Linked DNA regions of Homo sapiens: all the other regions are linked to region 2. The links are chromatin loops, found by intact Hi-C in ENCODE. Cell type or tissue: B cell. All regions are shown on one strand. Each heading gives the region's core, and the rest is flanking DNA. Links, peaks and the distances in the headings are about the cores only.

The links. Hi-C counts contacts between places; a loop is a spot of excess contacts. Peaks named below come from ENCODE experiments on the same cell type or tissue, not always from the same donor. Only the 100,000 strongest peaks of a DNase experiment are listed, where the experiment ranks them.
Region 1: it touches region 2 in a loop (2.1-fold over the local background); 17 of 110 quality-filtered maps call a loop at or near these places.
Region 3: it touches region 2 in a loop (4-fold over the local background); 32 of 110 quality-filtered maps call a loop at or near these places.

Annotation. Positions count from the first base shown.
Region 1 is chr11:83,246,887-83,252,325 of GRCh38, reverse strand. It overlaps ANKRD42 (ankyrin repeat domain 42), which reads right to left. Exons shown (of 11, transcript NM_001300975.2): 11 at 3,355-4,383. The coding sequence ends at 4,122. Among named protein-coding and RNA genes, the nearest start is that of CCDC90B-AS1, 37 kb to the left of the region's middle. In B cell, for the core only: CTCF peaks have their summits at 1,945 and 2,149 (motif pointing right); a DNase peak (open chromatin) is centred at 2,145.
Region 2 is chr11:83,190,441-83,195,879 of GRCh38, reverse strand. It overlaps ANKRD42 (ankyrin repeat domain 42), which reads right to left and starts at 2,168. Exons shown (of 11, transcript NM_001300975.2): 1 at 1,152-2,168. The coding sequence starts at 1,209. ANKRD42-DT (ANKRD42 divergent transcript) reads left to right here and starts at 2,211. Exons shown (of 3, transcript NR_149009.1): 1 at 2,211-2,413; 2 at 4,712-4,825. RefSeq lists enhancers at 1,192-1,551, 2,072-2,181, 2,242-2,461 and a silencer at 1,759-1,937. In B cell, for the core only: no CTCF peak of the experiment used is centred there; DNase peaks (open chromatin) are centred at 1,489 and 2,199; H3K4me3 peaks cover 3,155 bases; H3K27ac peaks cover 3,599 bases.
Region 3 is chr11:83,060,377-83,065,815 of GRCh38, reverse strand. All of the region lies in intron 1 of RAB30 (RAB30, member RAS oncogene family), which reads left to right. Among named protein-coding and RNA genes, the nearest start is that of RAB30, 8.8 kb to the left of the region's middle. In B cell, for the core only: no CTCF peak of the experiment used is centred there; DNase peaks (open chromatin) are centred at 2,445 and 3,665; H3K4me3 peaks cover 4,326 bases; H3K27ac peaks cover 5,000 bases.

The DNA.
Region 1 (5,439 bases), core at 187-5,186, 57 kb before region 2:
AGTGGTAGCCAATTTACACTGCCACCACTGGTGTATAAAATCTCCAGTTGTTCCACATCCTCACCAGCATTTGGTAACGTCTGTTTCAATTTTTGCCATTCTGATGGGTATATATTGGTATCTTGTTTGGGTTTTAATTTACATTTCTGATAACCAGTGATTTTGAGCACAATTTCATGTTTATTGGCCACTTGGATATCTTCTTTTGTGAAATGCCTACACAAGTCTTGCCCAGTTTTTTTACTGGACTGTCTTTTTCACGTTGATTTATATATTCTAGATACAACTTCTTTTTCAGATAGGAGAGAAGAAAGAAAAGCAGAGAGAAAGAAAGGAAATATGTTTTTCTACACTTTGGCTTGCCTTTTCAAGTCTGTTCATATAATCTTTGATGAACTGAAGTCTTATTTTAATGAAGTCCAGTCTACACATTTTTTTCCTACCCCAAGGTCATGAAGATATCCTACGTTATATTTTATCATCTCAACTTCCAATTTAAGACATATCTTGAAATATATGTTTGAACTTATAGTGTAACATTTTAACAAAATTCTTACCAATTTTTAAGTTTTCATAAGTAAATTAACCCTAAAATTAATTTACTAAATTAATTTACTAAAATTAAAAAGCTATCATCAAAAGTTTTCAAAGAAAAATTTTCAAAATAAATGTTCTTAAAAGCACAGAAAGAGGGAATGTGAGGGGTTTATAATAGCAGTAACAAGTGGTGTTAAAAGCATAGACTTGGGGCTAGACAGGTTGAAATCATGGCTAGCCATCTAACAAGCTTTGTAACTTTATAAATTGTTTATTTTATCTGAGAGTTGATTTCTTCATTTATAAAATGAAGATGGTATCTGCTGAATATAAAGTCTTAACACTAAGCCCAACATACTCAAAACCTGTTGTTAATGATGACTAAGATGATGTTATTAACATAAGTTAAGTGATCTTATAAAACTTAGATTTTCAGTACTGCGGGTAAAGTAAGTGCCCAATCATGCTGTGATACAGATGACGAGAAGCCCTCAGACCAGTACAAGGTGCTTGATAGAAGGAGAGATCACGTGTGACCAGGGAGACTAGGAAAGGGGTGATAAATGAGATGGCTCCTAGGGGATTTTACAGAGTCAACAGGCAGTTTTCAAGGTATATGGACAAATTGAACAAAGGCTTAATGATGGGAAAGCATAGGGTAGCTTAAGAAAAAATAAGCTATTAATATATATATAGGAGAACAGACAAAAATAAAGTTGGTGAGGTAGGTTAAGGCTGAATGTCAAACTGAAGAATCAGTACTTATTCAGGTAAGGAAGATTTTCAATCCAAGGAGTGACAAGAAAATCAAGCTGACCACTGTGAGTCAAATGGATTTGGATAGGGAAGGAGTAAATACCAAAATTCTATCACAGTAGTTCAGATAGAAAGATATAGAAACCTAAACTAGGGAAGCAGTGAAAGTAGAGAACATGTTCCTACCTACAGGATGGACTCGCTTTTTGTATGATCTAAAGGAGAAAACATGGCTAATCATTAAGAGTCCAAGACTGGGTAGTTGAGAAAATAGTGATGCCATTAATTTAAATGCAGAGATAGGGGAGAGAATCTGGTCTTGATATTGAGCTTGGTTCTGGACATTTTTTTTTAATTCAAGCACCACCAGGAATTTCGGGTGGAAATGTCCAGTTGACGAGCAGTGGGAAATACAGGTGGGGATCCCTAGTGGGGACACAGTACTTAAGTATGGATTTGATAGTCATTTCCACAGAAGTATTAGAAAAATATAATGTGGAGACAGAGATTCTGAGTTTGCTCCTGCCTTACACTAGCTGTATGCTCTAACAAGACTCTCAACTTCTCTGAGCCTCTGCCCTCTCATTTATAACATGGGATCAAAAATATATATATCATTCTACCTCCTCATAGGGTTGATGCAGACTAAAATGAGATAATATCTGAGAAAGTGCTATAAAAACAGCTGTTATCAAAAAACCATTTAAGTGCTTTATATATGTCAAACTATCCTAGGAAACTATTCGAATAATTTTTTTTCTCAGTAAAAATTATACTATTGCAGATTATGTTGGGGGCCGAGGATCTTAAGGTACAGTAGTATGCAATCATAGGTCCTGACCAGAAGGTGGCAGGAGAAAGACTTAGTCAGAGCTTCTTGAGGATTCCGTATTTATAATCCTGAACGAAAAGTTCATTTTACTTATACATTACATATAATTAGACTCCCAGATAAATTCTTCCTATCCTTAGCTGCATGTGGCTCTACACATTTATTTATCCACTGACCATGTCAACTCATCTGTAATATAGAAAATGGAAAAAAAGAAAGGGAGTAAATAATACAATGACTACTACTATATAGTGAATACCTCTGCGTGCTAGAAACCAAATTCAGGATTTCTACACAATATTCCATTTAACATCAATACAATTCCATGAGGTAGGTATTATTATTCCTCATTTTAAAGATGAGGAAATTGAGATTCAAGCTTTTGCAAGTGAAAATAAGCAGTGCCAGAGTTGCAGCTGCCATGAAAGCTCAGTGACATTTGCTTATTTACAAAAATTAGGTATAACCTAAAGCAAGAATGCAAAAAAAAATGAACTCTGAGCACAGGGACCTTGAGACAGCTCTCCTGAAAGCCTACACATTGTTGGTAGAGTGAAGTTTTAGGGAAGCAAAACTGTGAAGTATGAAACCAGATCCAACCTGAGAACAGATGCTTCTGAGTAAGCAAAGAGAATTTCTAAATAGCTAAAAGACAGAAACATTCCTAAAGTAGACAGTTTGGAATGGCTCAAAAGAAAATGTGCAGCTTGCGTGACCACCCCAAAAGATTGTCCCACCTAGGCAGCTGAAGAACAACAACTTAGCCTTGGCAACAAAGCAAGATCCCGTCCTTACAAAACAAACAAACAAACAAACAAAAAAACTAATTGGCCAGGTGTGTTGGTGCATGCCTACAGTCCCAGCTACTTGGGAGGCTGAGGCAAGAGGATCACTTGAACCTAGGGAGTTCGAGGCTACAGTGCCCTATGATGGCACCACTGCATTGAAGTATGGGTGACAAGAGCAACACCCTGTCCAAAAAAAGAAAAAACGAAGAACAACAACTTACAACTTACCTTTCTACTTTTGAGGAGACTGGGAGTCACAGAGTCCCTGCCACAAGGTGGAGGGGTAACAGATTTGATTGGAAGCAGTGAGTTATAAATGGTGCTGTGTCCTCTAGCCCTCTAACCAACACATGACTGTACAGCTGGCCTCTCTGATACTAAATTTTCCCCATGTGCTAAAGATCGTACAAGAAGAGGGTTGCAAAATGAAGAGAATAGATTAATTATTATAGTTAATTATATTTCTTGGAAAATCAACCACTGGTGAGACACCAAAACCCAGAGAAACTGAGGAAGTGGTTATATTTGCATATGCATAGAAATACACATACATGTTTGCAGATAAATAGAATTTTGTCTAATATGGTATGTACTAAATTGTTAACAATAGCTTCCTCTGGAGAGTGGAACTTAGTGTCAGAAGGAACATCTATCTTGTTTTTAACACTATACAACAAACATGTTTTATTATTTTAATATTTTTAAAGTGGTTATTAAAGAGACCAATGACTAGTTTGTGCAAAATAAAAAGAAGCCAGGAAGATTCTATAATATTAATAGATCAGATTTGAGGTGACACAAGCCTCAAACAGAATTAATTCATCCATGATGATTGATGAAGAAACTTCCCTATGGAAAGAAAATATGGATTCCATTCAAAGCACTTTATTTTGGTTATTTAGAATATTAAAATATACATATCCTCTAGCTGTCTTAGAATTCTGATTGATTACTTATGAAAACATTTTCTCCTTCTATGGTACAATGTTAACAATAATACTTATGAACTAGGCTGCTGTTTGAAGATAGATAGACAGATGTGTGTATGTATCTAGAAAGTTATAGTTACATATAGAGTGTGTGTGTGTGTGTGTGTGTGTGTGTGTGTGTGTGTGTATTCCTTTAATCCTGTCATCAGCTCTAGAAAGTATAAGTTATCATCTCCAGTTTATAGTTGAGGCACAAAAAGGTTAAATGAGTAGCCCAAATCAAAAAAGACTATAGCCAGGATTCAAGTCCAAAGAGCCCCAGCCCAAAGCTTGTACTCTTGGCCACTCTTGTATATACTTCTTGAGAAAAATAAATGTATTAAAAAGGACACCAACCATAGCCACAAAGTTTGGGACTTGAATTTTTTCCAGTGTTTCCCTGAGTTGATCAACTTCTGCTCGATATTCATCAAGCTGACATTCTAATTTTTCTCTACGTAGTCGTTCATACTCCAGCTGGCCCTGCAGTTCTTTGATGGTCCTATCAAAAACAAAATTTTTTAAAAATCAATCATCAATGTCAACTAATAATTACTTTTAGTAGTGGAAAGCATTCATACATTGTATTTAAGGCAAATAAAACAAAGAAATCATTTATTCAACAAATATGTATTAAGGGTCTACTAAGAATGAGCACTGACCTAGGTATTGGGGATACAGTGGTGAACAAAAGGCCCAAAATCTGCCTTCCTGGACCTTACTTTAGTAATAGAGATATGCAGACAACAAGGAAAATAAATAAGTAAAATATATGGTATGTTGGAAGGTAATAAGTGCTAAAGGAGAAAACAAAAATAAAGCAGGAAAGAGTAGTATAAAATGTTGTGGAAGAGGGGCTTAACATTTCATACACAGTGGCTAGGGAAGGCTTTATTGAGAAGGGGGCTTCTAAGCCAAGCCCTGAAGGAAATAAGAGAGATAACCCTGTAGACATTAGAGGAAAAGCATTCCAGACAAAAGGAACAAGTGCAAAGGCCCTAAAGTAGAAGGATGCCTGATGAAGTACAAGAAAAACAGAAGCCAATGTGATAGAATCATTTAAAGAATAAAAGGGAGGCCAGGCGCGGTGGCTCACGTCTGTAACCCCAGCACTTTGGGAGGCGGAGGCAGGTGGATCACTTGAGGCCAGGAATTTGAGGCCAGCCTGGCCAACACGGTGTAACCCTATCTCTACTAAAAATACAAAAAAAAAAGTCATTAGTAGGAAATAATTTTTCCACCATGAGGTACTTTTCTAGACTACAAGGAATCTAAGAACTTTCAGCTAGGCTCTTAGACCAAGGCTAACACTAAAAAAAAAAAAATCTACATCTCAAAACACTTCAAACAGTATAGAGGCAGTGGACAGCCACCTATATGATATGATTTGTGAGATACCAAGAAAGCTCCTGATTTAAAACAAAAACAAAAAAATCAGTCTGCCACAGCTTCCTGGTGTCTAAAATCACATCAAGAGGTAGTTTCAGTTAATAGGGTAGCAGGGAAAAAAACAGAAAAAAGAGTATTTTGGCCTAATGTTTTGCCATCTGTTTAAATT
Region 2 (5,439 bases), core at 311-5,310:
GAGCAAGACTCCGTCTCCAAAAAAAAAAAAAAAAGAGAGAGAGAGAGAGTAGGTAGATCATGTAAGAATACAGTTTACAATAGTCTAGACCAGAAAAAATGAGACTCTGAACACTGGGAAAAGAAAAGGAGAAAGATTCAACAAATATTAATAAAATTAGAATGAACTAAACTGGAATGGATACAGTGGGTGAAACAAGGGAAAAGTAATAAGATAACTCCAAGGTGTGTGGCTTTATCATCTGAGTGCTGTGGTGCCATTAGTTGAGACAGCAAACACTGAAGGACAGAGAGGATATATAGATATAAAATTACATTTTGGACATGCTGCTCTTGAGGTACCCAAGGAAAATTTCCAGAAGGGAGATATCTATATATATGTTTGCAGCTCCGAGGAGAGATACGGAATTCAGGTCTCAGTGTTACGTGTGTCTCTGTATTAGAATGCTTTTTCTGACACCCATACTCACCCCCTACTGGAATCAGTGGCATTCTACCGTCCTTTATAACACTGATCTCACTTGTCATTATTTGCTCAGCATTTATCTTCCTCACTAGAAGGTAAAGAATGTGCCTGTCTTCTTAAGTTCCTTAAGACGGAGCACAAAGTAGGCATATGCAGTAAATATTTACTGGATGGTTGAATGAGTAACCGATTTGAGGGCCACCAGTAGGACTGAAGTCACAGTAAATGACAAGAAAAAGAGAACCAATGATGGCATCATCAAGGGGTAAAAGCTGCATTTAAGAAGATGGCAGAAGAAAAGAAAACGGTAAGGGAAAGGGTCACTCAATGGAGTGAAAGAAGAAAACTAAGTAAGTACTAATTTGTCACCTCCACAGGGTCAAATGCTGCAGGGAAGTCAAGGAAGAACTTAAAAGGGTCCGTCCATTAAGACTGAACAAGAGTTGATGTCAAGCTGGGCAAGAAGACTCGGAGGAATAGTGTGGATGGAAAAAAGGAAAGAAAGCGGAAATAATACAGAACAGGGGAGAGCTGAACAGCTTTGGTATCCCCTGAAAATAAATTAAAAAGGGAAAGGGGGGAGTGACGGCTGAGAAAAGGAAATGCCAGAAAGGGCTAAGGCTGTTGCGGGCTTAAGTGAGAAAAGGAATACGACAGAGATGAAGGCCAATGACAGTCTGACTCACAGGGGTTTGCAGTCTCCCTAGAGGAAGTGGAGGGGCCTGAATTGGCCACCCCGGGCATGGCGCAACACCTCCGACTCTGGGGAGGAGTTGAGTCCAGGCCCCTGATGCTGCGGCGGTCTTCACTTGCTCTCACCCACGAGCCACTGCAGCGGCAGCGGCCCTCTTCTCCGTCGTCACTAGGACGGGGCCCAAGGTCCTCTCTTGCTCTCTCCCAGAAGCTGCAGCGGAAACCTTCGTCTTCACTTTCTCTCTCCCAAAAGCCACTGAAGCGGTAGCTGGCGTCTTCACTGCCGCTCACACCAGAGGAGTCGCTGGCTGCGTAGCCGCGGTCTCCACTTACTTCCTCCCAAGAACTACCAACGCTGTGGCCGCCTTCGACACTCCCTCCCTCCCAGGAGCCACTGAAGCGGCGACTGCGATCGTCACTGACTCTATCCCCGAAGTCACTAGTTCGCGGGTCCCGAATGTCACTGACTCCCTCCCAAGGACCACTGAGGCGGAGGCCTCGGTCTTCTCTGGCTGTTCCCCTGGAGTCGGTAGTTTGGTGGCCTCCAACTTCACTAAAATTCACGTCGCTGCTGCAGAAGGTGCTGTCTCCCCTAACTCTCTCCCAAGAGCAGCTGTGACTGTGGCCACTATCTCCCCTAACTCTCTCCCTAGAGACGCTGCGGCAGTGGCCGAGGTTTTCACTGACCCTTCTCAAGTCACTGCGGGAGAAGCCGGCGTCTGCACTTAGGCTTCCTGCAGCGACCCTGGAGCGGCGGTCGCTCTCTTCACATTTTCTTTCCCCGTCGTCGCTAACTCTTTCCCTAGACTCGGCGCCGGAATGGCCGTGTAGACCGTTTATCCTCCACACGTGGTGGCTAGTGCGGCGGCCACCGTCTTCGTCTGCTACTCCCTGCGAATCGCCGTAGCGGCGGCCGCCTTCCGCTGGTACTTTCTCGGAGTCTCTTTCCAGCCTCCCGACTCCAGCCACTTGGCTGGAGAGGCAGCAGGGCCGTCGCCTTGGAAACGAGTACACTTCCGACGTGCTGAGGTCATTTCCCGTTCCTCACGGCCCACGCTACTTCCGGTTTCCTTTCCCTCAGCTATTCCATGGCTTTTCGTGTGGACAAATCGGGAGGTGGTGTAAACTGGTTTTTGGTGAAATTCGGCTCGGCCTCATGCGAACCTATCTAGGTCCGTCTCTGGAGTGGCCTGTCATCGATCGCGCCCTCCATCGCTGAGCGACACAAGTGGAACCCCCCAGGACTGCATTCTGCGTAGGTGACCTGTGTGGCGCGGGCCGGGCGGGGCCTTTTTGTCCTTGGGCAAACGTGGTATACTTTCTCAGTGGTGGTTGGAAGGAAATTTGTTGCCCTGTCATTTCGCAAGTATGGAAAAAGACCTAAAGGAGAATTTAGCAGCTGCAGCCGCTGTTTTTATTGCGTACTTTACTAGCGCCAACTCTTTAATAATCGCTTGTTAGTTGTTACCCCTGTTTTATGGGTCAAGAGACTCAATATATCAGTACTTTGGTAAGGCCAGGCAGCAGGTAAGTTGTAAAACCAGTAAAAAAACACAGGTCATTAGTCAAAAGAGTGCTTCAGGTCTCCTGACTCCAAATCCGAGAATCCTTTCACTGTAGCATGTTTACTGCTCAAATATTTCTACAACCCTATTGCTTAACAACAGGAATGAATTATTTCACCATTTGTTGCAAACGTATGGGTCACGTTTTGTGCCAGCAGCAGAAAATACAGAAATTAGTAAGAATTACCTGCCCTCCAGGGGCATCACCAACCTGGATTCCCCTCTCGGCCCAGTTTTTCCACCCTTATTGCCTTCTCCCTTCAGGAATAATGAACTCGTCCTGGAAGCGTACCTTACTTTTTAATATCTCTGCCTTGTCATGTGCTGTTCGTCTTACCAGGAAACTACCCTGCTTTTCCCCCAGTTTTGGTCTGTGAACACATTTGGGAAATTCTTCTGATCCTACCGCTACTCTCTTGAGGTACAGTAAATTGTCTTTGACTTCCATCACCTTTTGTAATATTACAATTGCCATCTACTGAGTTCCTATGATCTGCCTGGCATTGTACTAAGTGCTTTATATTTTCTTGTTCATTTTTTTATGCCAACATAAATGAGTTTGACTCAATTCTTATTATAACCTGCCAAAATAAGTATTCCTCTTCCTTTTTACAGAGAGAGAAACAAGGGAAAAAAAAGTTAATTGCCTGAGGATATACTGCTAGTGTTGCGGGACAAATAGAGACGGGAGAGGCCAAACAGAATTCAGGACAACCCTTTATTATTAAGGTGATCACTGGCTCAGTCGGACTGGGGTCCAGAAAGTCTGAGCCCGGAACAAAGGGATCAATCACCTTTTAAGCAATTTGTGGCGGGAGTTTGGTGCTACAGGAAGCCTACTTGCAGAAGCAAGAACAAAGGCAGTTAATTATTCTTTTACATTTGTTACACCACATGTCTTACATCCTTGGGAATGCATGCTTTTGTAGCAATTGCTTATCAACCTTGTGACTTTACAGCGCGCTAGGGAGGGAAGCAGGAACTCGTGGTGCCTCAAGGAACGTGAAACGGTGGAACACAGATAAGCCTCTCCGTGCGTAGAGGAGAAATAAGCGGTTAATATTCTCTCTTAACCCAGGCCTCCGGAGGGTGGGGGGCTATATTTCATTCTACCTCTAAGGAAAAGAATAAACTTCTTGACTAATATACTTATAAAATTCATTAATTCCCCCTTCACTAGTAAATAATAAATACCTGACTTAGGATTCCAAAATAGGTCTTGAATTTTTCTGCAGGAGCTCCTCAAAGTCTCTGAATTCCCACAACCTTTTATTAGATCACTTATCCCATTGTATTATAATTATCTGTTTAACAATTTTTCCTCACCCCTAAAGGACCCTGAGCTTCTGGAAGGTAGGGACTGTATCTTAAAATCTTGGCATTTCTGATGTCTAGAATATTTCATTTAAGAGAAGGGCTTAGTAACTGTTGTGTGGGTGGGTTGATGAGTTAACTGTCAGGCAGGTGAACTAATAGGCTGAAGATAAAGTTTTTCACTGTTGGAAGTGAATTTGGGATTAGTCATCCTAATCCCCTCACTTTTAGAGATGGGGCAACTGAGTCATGCGCGGTGGCTCACGCCTGTAATTCTAGCACTTTGGGAGGCCAAGGTGAGCGGATCACCTGAAGTCAGGGATTTGAGACCAGCCTGGCCAACATGGCGAAACCCCATCTCTACTAAAAATACAAAAATTAGCCAGGCATGGTAGCAGGAGCCTGTAATCCCAGCTGTTCGGGAGGCTGAGGCAGGAGAATCACTTGAACCTGGGAGGCGGAGGTTGCAGTGAGTTGAGATCGCGCAATTGCGCTCCAGCCTGGGCGACAAGAGCAAAACTCCACCTCAAAGAAAAAACAAAACAAGACATGGGGCAGCTGAGGCCTTTTGTATACCAGGCATTTATCGAGTTATTCATGTGGGCCAGTTTCTGTGATAAATGATTTGCAAATAATACCCAACTTAATCTGTATTGTTATTTTTATTTTTACAGATGAAGAAACAGCTCAGATTTGACCAAGATCACACAAGTAGGAGTTGAGGAATTGGAACCCACTATGACTGACTCCAAATTAATATAGTGTTTATAGCCACTTACATAATAATGGTAAAGGTTTTATTTTTTTCACTATACAATATGTAGTAGATAAATTTACTGAGGAAATGAGACAGCACGTGACAAATCCTTAAAGGATACACACATGACAGGAAGGATTAGAAGAGGAAACAGAAACAGGTAACAGAGAAGCAGAAAAAGTAAAATCTCCCAAAATAAAAATAGAAGGAATTAAAAATAAAAGCAGACTCCGGGTGCAGTGGCTCATGCCCAGCACTTTGGGAGGCCGAGGCAGGTGAATCACTTGAGGTCAGGAGTTTGAGACCAGCCTCGCCAACATGATGAAACCCTGTTTCTACTAGAAATAAAAAAATTAGCCAGGTGTAGTGGCGTGCACCTGTAATTCTGGTTACTTGGGAAGCTAAGGCAGAAGAATCACTTGAACCCGAGAGGCAGAGGTTGCAGTGAGCCAAGATCATGCCATTGCACTCCAGCCTGGGTGACAGAGCAAGATTATAAAGTCTTCTCAATAAAATCGTCTCAAAAATAATAAAAATAAAAGCAGAAGTTAATGAAATAGCAAATAAAATTGATGATAGTAATTAGCTGGTGTTTGAAAAGAACAATAAATAGAAACTCAACAAATCTGAGGAAGAAAAGGAAAA
Region 3 (5,439 bases), core at 100-5,099, 130 kb after region 2:
GTTCACATGATGAGATCATGTGTTTTAAATGTCTGACACTATGCTTGGTATAGCTGGTGCTCATGGTAGCTGTTTTTAACATTATTTATCCTTTTAAACATTTTATTTATTGGGTGGTGCTTGTTTAGTATCCACAGTGACAAAATGAGGAAAAAGATAATTTAGTGTAACTACACAACCTGATTCAATGGGAAGTACACAACATCACTGATGTAGAATTTTTGCCAGAAATGCTTAACTTAAATCTAACCATGGGGCTGGGCATAGTAGCTCACATCTGGAATCCTAGCACTTTGGGAGGCCACGGCAGGAAGATTACTTGAGCCCAGGAGTTCAAGACCACCCTGGGCAACATAGGGAGACTCTGTCTTCTCCTTTCCTTTCCTTTCCATTCCTTTCCTTTTCTCTCTTTCCTTTCTCTCTTTCTTTCCAGAGCCTCACTCTGTTGCCTAGGCTAGAGTGCAGTGGTGTGATCACAGCTCACTGCAACCTCTACCTCCTAGGCTCAAGGGATCCTCCCATCTCAGACTCCTGAGCAGTGGGGACCACAGGTGTGCACCACCATGCCTGACTAAATTAAATTTTTTTTTTGTAGAGACAAACTGTCACTATGTTGCCCAGGCTAGTCTTGAACTCCTGGGCTCAAGTGGTCCTCCCATTTTAGCCTCCCAAAGTGTGAGCCACTGTGCCCAGCTCTTGTCTCTATTAAAAGAAAAAAAAAATCTAACCATAAATAAATAATCAGACAAATCCAGATTGTGGGACATACTGCAAAATAACTGGCTTATGATCTTCAAAAATGTCACGCATGAAAGACAACAAAAATGGAAGGTATGAGGGACGACAATCTATATTAAGGGAGACTAAAGAGATATGACAACCAAATGGAACATGTAATCCTAGATTGGATCCTGGACTTAAAAAAAAAAGCTACAAAAGACATTTTCAGGATAATCGGGGAAATTTGAATGGGAGCTACATATTAGATAATCAGTAACAATGTTAGTTTTCTTGGATGTGATAATGATTCCATTTGTTTAACCTGACACGTTGTAGATATTGGTATATGATCAGCTGGCGTTCCTGAATGTCTTCAGGAATGTCATAGCAAAGCTAGAACACATCAAGGGCTGCTTCAGGAGGTAGTGATTTTCCTGGTCATTTCAAGTATTTAATCAGCCTATGGGCTGGGATACCACTTTTTGGGACATTGTAAGTGTTGTTTTATATCCTTTCTAAATACAATCCTGTATTCTGTGACTGGAAACTTCTACAGCTGGCACTCTATGTGTGACATTACTAGAGGGAGCAATGCAGGAGGAACATTAGCTGTTCCCAAATCGAAGGGAAAAGGTACCTAAATATATATCTCAAATTTGTTTTTTGATTCTAGAATTGACATAAGATTGGCTGGGCGCAGTGGCTTATGCTTGTAATCCCAACACTTTGGGAGGCTGAGACAGGTGAATTGCTTGAGTCCAGGACTTTGAGACCAGCCTGGGCAACATGGTGAAACTCTGTCTCTACAAAAAATATGAAGATATTTTTGTATTTTTTAGCTGGGTGTGGTGGCGCACACCTGTGTCCCAGCTATGGGGAAGGGTGCGGCTGAGGCAGGAGGATCCCTTAAGCCCCAGAGGTCAAGGCTGCAGTGAGCCCTGATCATGAGACCTTGTCTTAAAAAAAGAAAAGAAAGAAATAACATAAGATTAATTAAAATTCATTACAGAAAAACACATGGACTGTATAGGGAAAGTCCTCTTTAATTCTACCCACAAAGATAATCAACTGTTAGATTTTGATGTGTATTCTTCTGTCATTTTTCCCCATATGTGTACTAGCAATATTATTATAGCACATGTAATTCTGCTTGTTCTCTTTTACTTAATATATTTTGGGCATTTCCCCCATGTATTTGCATATTGCTCCAACTTACCTGTTTTAATGGTTGTTGGGAACTGTGCTACAGTGAGCCTTTGAGTACCTCATTTTATTATGAATTTGTGGGAATATTTCTGTAAGATATCTTTCAGGGGGCAGAAATGCTGAGTCCAAGGGCACTAGCATTGCCCCCTGATTTAAATTCTTGTCAGCAATGTTGAGAGGGCTAACTCTACATACCTTTGCCAAGTCCATTAGCCACTTGGGCTGAACTCTTTTACTAAGGGAAGCTAGTTGCGAAGGGTGAACAGAACGGGGGCAAAAATTGAACTACGGAGTTCCTGCTGGTTTTTGTGATGGTGGTAATAAAAGTTGATGTGTAAATAATGTAGAAATCCCTGGAAGAGAGAAATACTTTATCCCTGCCTGCAACACAGTACAGTGTTTAAAAAGTGAACTGAAACAATAAAGCAGTCAAGAGTTTTCCCCAGAGAATTCTGCAGAAAAATTTTATTTTCTAGTTACGGTTAGTTAACTTCACTAAAATGTGGACGTCATCAACCTTGAAATGAAAATATCTTCTGCTCACTTCCTCTACATCTCAGTCATGCAACCACATTGCAAAGAGAATTTAAGCTCCACTTTTAAAATATCTGAAGCAGGTGGTTAAAAGGCCCGAGTGTTCATTTTTCTGAATTTCAGTAGAAGCAATCAAAGGGCAGATTTTTGGCATTTTTCTTTAGAGAAGCAGGTGTGAGCTTAGGAGTGGCCATCAGTGAGTCACTTTGCCCTAACAGGAACCCTGGGGAAGAGATTGTGAGGATCGCAGCCATGAATTATTTTCACTCTTTAGCCACTGTGGCTGGGTGAAGCAAACAAAAAATTTGAGCTGTTTGCTACGTGGACAACTTATCTTTTTTTTTTTTTTTTTTGAGACGGAGTCCCACTCTGTCACCCAGGCTGGAGTGCAGTGGCGCAATCTTGGCTCACTGCAACCTCCAACTCCTGGGTTCAAGCGATTCTCTTGCCTCAGCCTACCGAGCAGCTGGGATTACAGGTGCCCACCACCATGCCTGGCTAATTTTTTTGTATTTTTAGTAGAGATGGGGTTCCGCCTTGTTGGCCAGGCTGGTCTCAAACTCCTGACCTCAGGCGATCCGCCCACTTCAGCCTCTCAAAGTGCTGGGATTACAGGTGTGAGCCACCATGCCTGGCTGAGCCTCAGTTTCTTTATCTATAAAATGGGGATTATTGTGGGGCTCAAAGGAGATGTTGTGTATAAAAGGACTTTGGCAAATTTATGTGCACATAAATATATTCTGTTGTCAAAGGGTTCATGTCTCAAACTCTCAAACTGAGCAAGTTCATACTAGTCTTTCCTTTAACTCCAGTGGCCTTTGTAGGCTGAATGACTTTTTGAAAGGAATTCTGTCTCATGTTGTCTAATTGTTCCTTCTTCAGCCAGTGTTTGTGTGCTAAATGCAAGGTCCTGTGCTGGGTATTCTGATAAAAAAACAAAGGTGGAACCATCTGAGTGCTTTCCTTGTTCACCACTTTAATTGTAGGAAACTAATATCTTTTAATGAGAGTCTTCAATAAAAGATGCTCTACAAAGTTGTATTGTGGATGCTGTCTTATTATCTCAATTCTAGGCAGTAGAATTTAGCTCAATTTTTTACATACAAATGAGGAACCAATTTTCAGTAAGGTTAAGTAAACTTGTTTTGTTTTTCGACATGACCTAGCCCTCCCCTCCCACTCTGAAAAATGCAGATATAGACCCTAGGTAGGCTTTCTGAAACCAAAACTATACTGTTTCTGTAGCTGCTTCCTGTTCTTGCCTTGCCTTCTGATTGAAAATATAAGCTTCATGAAGCCAGGACCGTCTGGTGGCATTTACTTTCATATGGTTCATGTTATTTTCAGGCACGGGGGAAGAGTTTTCTGTAGACCTTTTGTTCACTGGAGCCATAATGTGAACTGTCATAGCATCTACTGGGTGCCAGGTGGTTTATGTTTTATTTGATTCTTTTTCCAACTTAATTCGAAACCTTTCAAACCTTTAGAGCAATTGCAAAAATAGTACAGTGAAGCCAGGCACTGTGGTGCACACTGGTAGTCCCAGCTACTCAGGAACAGGAAGAATGCTTGAGCCCAGGAATTCAAGAGCAGCCTGGGCAACGTTGTAAGACCCCATCTTTAAAAAAAAAAAAAAAAAAAAAAAGAAAAGAAAGAAAAAAATCCCACCTAAAAAAACAAAAAACAAACGAAAAACATTCCATGTACCTTTTATCTGGATTAATTTGCTTTTGTCTTTACACACATACACACACACGTGTGCACACACACAGATACTTTTTCTAAACCACTTGAAAGTAAGTTGCAGATATCGCCATGCTTTGTCTCTAGGCCCTTAAGCATATATCCCCTAAGAACAAGGACATTCTCCCATGTAATCACAATACCATTACATGGAAACAATCATATTTTTCTGATTTCCTCAGTCGTTCCAATGTCCTTTATAACTTTTAAAAAATTTTTCTGATCCAGAATCTTATCAAGACTACTTACCCAATACAGTTGTGTTCTTTAGTTTCCTTTAATGTAGCATATTACCTGTATTAGTCAGTGTTCTCCAGAGACAGAACCAATAGGATGGATGGATGGATTGATGGATGGATAGACAGAGAGAGAGGGAGAAAGAGAGAGAGAGAGAGAGAGGTGGGAAGAGATTTGTTAGGGCGATAGGCTCGTGTGATTATGGAGGTTGAGAAGTCCCATGACAGGCTGTCTATGAGCTGGAGACCCTGGGATGCTGGTAGCTTAGTGCAGTCCAAGTTGAAAGTCCTTGGAACTGGGGAAGCTGACAGTGGAACTCTCAGTCTGAGGCTGAAGACCCAGAGACTGGGGGGCTGCTGGTGTTAAGTCCTGGAGTCCAAAGGCCAGGTAGCCTGGAGTTGTTGTCCGAGGACAGGAGAGGAAGAGTGTAGTGTATTTCAGCTCCAGCAGACAGCTTGACATATTCGCCTTTTCTCTGCTTTTGTTTTCTCCAGGCCCCCAGCAGACTGAATGGTGCCCACCAACATTGGTGGTGGTTCTTCCACACCTGGTCCACTGAGACATGCTTATCTCCTCTGGAAACAGTCTTGCAGACACACCCCCAAATAATGCTTTACTAGGTTTCTAGGTATTTCTTAATCTAATCAAGTTGACACCTAAAATTAACCACCACAGTACCCTTGCCTTTTTTGCCTTTTATGATATTGAAATTTTTGAAGATTCCAAGTTTGTTGTCTGTGAATTGGATTTGTCTGATTGTTTTCTCATTATTAGATTCAAGTTAAACACTTGTGGTGAGAATTTTTTGCAATGTTCTATCCCTCCCCGTGCATCATAGGTGACACCTAATGTCAGTTTGTAACATCACTGGTGACATGAGGTTTGATCATTTGGTTGAGGTGGTATTGCCAGATCTCTCCATTGAAAGGGCACCCTTTTCCCTTTGTAATTAATAAAATTATCTGTGAGGTGATATCTTGAGATTGTTTGAGTATCCTG